Linked DNA regions of Mus musculus: region 1 is linked to region 2. Evidence: chromatin contacts called from ENCODE Hi-C or POLR2A ChIA-PET data. All regions are on one chromosome and are shown on one strand. Each heading gives the region's core, a stretch centred on a gene start or an enhancer-like site at or near the end of the contact. The rest is flanking DNA. Distances are from core to core; before and after follow the strand shown. Region 1 holds the start of 4933423K11Rik (a long non-coding RNA gene). Region 2 has its middle 11 kb from the start of Gm33200.

Region 1 (2,700 bases), core at 181-2,680, 220 kb after region 2:
GTCTCGAAACAAAACAAAACAATAAGAACTTTTCCTATCCTTTCTAGAGAAAATAATCCGGAGAACTGAGGGCATTATAACCACTGTCCCACTGACCCAAGCTGATTCAAATGTACCCTTCTTTACTCCGAGGTGGGCCAATGCTCTCAGTCCTGGTACCCTAAGACAGAGTCACAGAGTACGTCTATACGGTGAGGTGTATCCCTGAACGTTCAAAGGCCAAGTGTCCTGTGTAACCCCTGGGAAGGCTGGGGTGTCTCCCTTCAATCTTGCCTTGGAAGATAACACCTCACCTTCCTGCTTCTACAAGGTGAGACTTCCTCTCCACTACCTACAGGCTAGTCACCTCTTTGAGGAAAAGAAGGCAGACCCTGAAGTCTTTAAATTTCCCTTCTTGAATTCCCACAGCCTCAGAATCCCATTCCGAACTTTCCTTGGCCATGTACTGCCAACGCTTGGTCACTACACCAACTCCATCAGGCCTTCCAGGCCCACCAGGCTGCTGGGGAGACAGTCAGGGGGAATTGGGGAGGGCAGAAGGCTGAATGAGAAGTAACAAACAGTATACGGGTTTGTGTCCTTGAGTGGGAGGACCGGGTCCAGACGTCCCAACCAGCCCCGCCCGGTTAGGCCTTCAACCGTTTTTGTCCCTGCTCCCAGCGCCCCAGACTCACTGCGTGTGCTGGGCGCGGCCTGCGCGGAAGACCTCGTCCAGAGCTACGGTTGCCCGGCCCAGAAACTTGTCCACGCCGATGAGTGAGCGATGCATGGTGGTGAGCACGAGCTCGCAGGCGGCGTTGGGGCCGGAGGCCCAGGGCGCAGGGCCCGCATCTGCCTCCTGTGCCCGCAGCAGGCCGTCCAGGGCTCCAGGCGGTAGCTCGAACGAACACTCTTCGCACCATTCCGGGCAGCCTTGCGTCTTCTCCACTACCGAGGTGCTGTACTTCTCTCGGCCCACCTGGATCACCGTGTACGCGTCGCTGGTGCTGCCGGCGCCCGAGCTCTTGCCCCTCAACCCGCTGGCCCGCAGCACGGTCACCTGGACATGCGTGGGCAGCCAGCGGGAGGATCCGGCCGCCGGCTCAGGGTCCCGCACCAGAGCCATGGCGGACCCTGGGACAGAGTGACAGACGTGGCAGCCGCGGGATGCTGTCAGGAGCCGGCTCCCCCGCGCCGCCTGCAGCGCACCGACCGCCGCAGCTGCGGGCTGGCCTGGGCCAAGCGGGCCGCCGCCTCCCCGCCGCCCCGCCTCCCGGGCGGCCGGCCGCCCCGCGACGTCACGCCCCGCCTAGGCCCAGGCCAGGCCCCGCCCCCAGTTCCACCAGCATATAGCTGCCTAAGAGCTAAAGAAACCCAGAGAGGGGCGCGGCCTCTGCAAAGATGTGGGCGGGGCTTTCTCACTGGCCCAGCCCCTCTGGGGGAACCTCAAGCTCCCGCTGCTCTTCTAAAAGGTGACCGGTGCAGAAGGGCGCGGCCTCTGCGTGTGTTGGGGGAGAGGATTGAGATCTGGCCATGCCTTAATCACGACCGGATTCGCTTGTGCACAGTGCGGAACTGCAAAGGAAGAAATGGAGGGGGCTAGGGACGAAGGCCGCTTGCAGCCTCTGCAGAGAGGTGGGCGTGGTTACCACCATGGCCCCGCCCCGTTTAGGCAGCGACTCCAAGCTAGAGAGCCGAACCTCTCTGCATAACTATCCACCGCGCTCTACCTGGACAGTGTCAGGGTTTTCTGCAAGCTCCTGTACTCCTGAAAGCCCTCGCTGCTTCGAAGATCCATTCTGCTCGGCGTGGATTTGAGGGTAGATAAGATGCCTACTCTAGAGACCCCCTAAATCGCACATGCGCTCCCATTTTCAACTCTCTACATATATGTGATGACCTAGAGCCGCCGCTGGGAAATCACTGGAGTGGGACTTAAAACAATCTTTTTCTGCTTTGATTTTTCCCCCACTCCCTTTTTTTTTTTTTTTTTTTTTTTTGGAAACGGAGTCTCTTCTGGCTCTCCTGGAACCTGCTATGTAGATTACGGCTCGAATTGTTAAATTCCTGCCTCCACTGAGTGCTGGGATTAAAGGCGTGCCCACTGGTTTTAAAACTTTTGTGTGGCCAGGTGTAGTAGTGCTCACCTTTAATCCCAGCACTTCCACTTGGGAGGCAGAGGAGGAAAGATCTTTTTGAGTTTGAGACCAGCCTGGTCTACATAGTGAGTTCCAGGCTAGCTAAAACATTAGCCTTATATACAAACAAGGCAAACAGGGCCTTGTTGGTAGTAGACAAGCATTCTACCACAGGACTAATCTTCCACCTCTAAATCCATTCATACTTGCCTACTGTGTGTTGTGTTCTGAGAACTGCCAGCACACTTGTTTCATTATTAAGATAATGGTTAATAATTATGGATGCTGAATTTCAGCAAGAGTCGGCCAACAACTGACTCATGAGCTTTCTGTGCATGACCTCACTCATTCTTCAGAGCCACCCTATATGTGAATTTGGTTTCCCAGAAGGCAGAATTATAGGTTAGATAAATTTACCTAAGATGCATAACAAAGAAGCTGTTGTAGCACAGCCTATAATCCCAGGACTCTGAAGGCAAATTCAAGGCCAGCCTGGGCTACATGGTGAGCCTTTACTTTTTTCTGTTAACTTTCAGAGCCTACCCTTAAATTAGATTTTTTTTTTCAATTTTCAAGACAGAGC
Region 2 (2,700 bases), core at 153-2,652:
GTCCATGTGTGTCCTTGTGCACATGCACATGTGTGCTCAACTTTATATGTGCATTGTTCACATCTACACATGTACAAATGTCAATTCACAGATGCTGAACACCTGGACTTTTAGACACAGGCATCCGAAAGGCCATTGAACTTGAAATGCACCTGGCACACGCCTTTAACCAGGAGGAAGAGGAGGGGATGGGTCTTAGTGAGTTCTGGGCCAGCCTGGTCTACAGAGTGAGTTACAGGATAGTCAGAGCTCAATATAGAAACACTGTCTCAAAAAAAAAACATGAAAAAAGGGAAGTGTATATGTCTCCATCTTCAAGTGCTGAGTCTTCTCTGCACTCTGGGGAATAAACTCAGATCTCACATGGGAAGCAGGCACTGTAAGCACAGAAAAGGTCATTATGCCAGCCTTCTTGTGCTTCTAAATCTCTCCCACTCTTGACTTGCAGCCCAGCCAACTCTCATTGAGGACCCGAGGACCAGGAACAGCAAGGTGTCTATGCGACTTCTTCCAGGGACCTTTCCCTGGGCAGCCCAAGTATGAATGGTATTTTGTTCCTTTATTATGGCGTGCATAGAAAAAAGGAAGGACAGGGTGTTGCTACAGAGCGGCCAGAAGGGGGCAGGATAACATCAGTTTATAACTACTGCAGAGCCAAAAGATTGGAACTTGAGAGGGGTGCCCTCTGATGGTTGGCTTCCCAGTCCGCCCTAGCTAAGAACTGCCTAGTCCTACCACTTGAACTTTCTGAAACAAAGAGGAGCTAGCCGCTAGCCTGCTTGCCTGTAATTCCGATGGACTCTAGCTCACCTCAGACTAAAAATGGATCAAAGCAATCTCTATGTCTTTCTCTCCTGTCCTCCTCAGACATCTCCAGAGAGCTGGGATATTTTTCTTTCCCATTTGAGATTATGAAGTTGTTTCTAGAGTGCATGACACAGGTTGAAGGATAAGTACACAGGTCCCAAGGAACCAAGCGTTTTCACTGACAGTGATGAGTCTTGTTCGTGAGATTGTTGTGATTCTCAGCCTTTCTCTTCCCCTGTGTGTGCTCTTCATTTTCTGGTTCTGTCTGCCTAGCACCTCCTGGGGAAGCTGCTGTGCTTTTCCAGAGAAGGCTTCTGTTAATCAGAGTGCAAAGGGACCACAAGCTCTACGCAGGCAAGGACTTCATCCAAGACTGTCACTGGTCTCTAACTGGTATGTCCTGTATGGATAAAGACAAACCAACCCTGGAGGGGGAAGCTGATCCTGGAACAGGGTGGAAATTGAGAAAGGGGCTGAACTTATGGGAGTGGCGTTCAAGGGGAACTTAGAAGCACTAGGAAGGGGACTGGGATTTCCTGCTGAGCCATGGCTCCCTGGCTATTCGTCACTTTTTTCACCCAAACACGAGTGGATGCTGGCCTGAACTTCCACTGTCCAAAGCCAAGGATAGGCTCCGCCCCACGCTGGTTAGGTAGCAGCCCATGAAGTTGAGCTCCAGACAAAGAGTGTGGCAGGCTGGGAAGCGCTGTGTGCGTGCTGACCGGGGCCTCCTGGGGCTTTTGTCCCGCCCTGGCCCCGCAGCTAGCCCGGTTGCAGTTACCGGGTTCGGTGATGCTCCTAAACGCACGCTGTGAGTTCGTGCTGTGGCAACTGAAGGAGGAGCTGGGCTCGCAGCAGCCGGGCCTGCACCCGCTCCACACACCACTCTGGCAGCTGCGGGCACCGAGGCCGGCATGCAGCGGTTGCCTCTGAGCGCGATGCTGAGCTCCCGAGGCCCGAGGGGCTGCAGCGCCTGCTGCTCATCAACAACGCAGGTGAGACTCCGGTCCAGACCCCGGCTGCGAGCTCTCACCTCATCGCCTTTTGGGTAAGAGGAGGGCAAGTTCGCAAAAGTCCAAAGTCCAAGAGGGTGTACCAGTGTCACTGATGAGTGACAGTGCCTCCTGGCGGGTGTGTGAGTCAAGACTTTTTGAACAAATCTCTCTGCTTTACTAAAGAGCATTCAGGAGTAGTCTTAGCTTGCATTAGGGGTGTCTGCAGAGCTGGGGCAGAGGGATAGCAAACGCCTATGGGGAGGAACTGAGGAAGGCTGAGGAAGAAGAGCGCCCCAGTTGTGCCATTTCTTTGGTCCTGTTTTTTTTTTGTTGTTGTTGTTTGTTTTTGTTTTTGTTTTTCAGCCACTCTTGGGGATGTTTCCAAAGGCTTCCTCAACGTGAATGACCTAGCTGAGGTGAACAACTACTGGGCTCTGAACCTGACCTCCATGTTCTGTTTGACCTCCGGCACCTTGAATGCCTTCCGGGATAGCCCTGGCCTGAGCAAGACTGTGGTTAACATCTCATCTCTGTGTGCCCTGCAGCCCTACAAGGGCTGGGGTCTGTACTGTGCGGGGAAGGCTGCCCGAGACATGCTCTACCAGGTCCTGGCTGCTGAGGAACTGAGTGTGCGGGTGCTGAGCTATGCTCCAGGTAGGTGGGTGCTCCTGACAGTGCTGTCCCTAGACTTAGCTGGTACCTTTCTGCCACACCACCTCCAATAGGATCTGTGTGACAAGTGCCACAGAGTGAGGAGATTGACCTCAAAATGGGGAGGCCTCCTGGAAGCCATTATGGAACTCTTTGCCGGAGAAAAAATTATTGAGCTGTAGTTCTCATGGTGATCTATCTGTTTTGTTTTTTCTTATTCCTTTTCTTATTTACATGTTCTGATAGC

What was found. A loop is a pair of places that touch in the nucleus more often than their neighbours do. ChIA-PET counts read pairs that join two places held with the same protein, here RNA polymerase II (POLR2A).
Region 1: POLR2A ChIA-PET joins it to region 2 with 11 read pairs in embryonic stem cell. The contact joins the promoter of 4933423K11Rik here to the enhancer-like site in region 2. A Hi-C loop is called at or near these places in 1 of 37 maps with a recorded cell type or tissue (v-Abl transformed pro-B cells). POLR2A ChIA-PET finds 5 or more read pairs at or near these places in 2 of 5 experiments (both embryonic stem cell).

What each region holds. Positions count from the first base shown.
Region 1 is chr6:85,373,424-85,376,123 of GRCm38, forward strand. 4933423K11Rik (a long non-coding RNA gene) reads left to right here and starts at 1,431. Exons shown (of 4, transcript XR_869208.2): 1 at 1,431-1,799. It overlaps Rab11fip5 (RAB11 family interacting protein 5 (class I)), which reads right to left and starts at 1,211. Exons shown (of 6, transcript NM_001003955.2): 1 at 675-1,211. The coding sequence starts at 1,105.
Region 2 is chr6:85,153,514-85,156,213 of GRCm38, forward strand. It overlaps the pseudogene Spr-ps1. Among named protein-coding and RNA genes, the nearest start is that of Gm33200, 11 kb to the right of the region's middle. Within about 2 kb of position 1,403, at least 1 of the 3 ENCODE cell types and tissues checked has a DNase peak (open chromatin) inside an H3K27ac peak, as active enhancers do.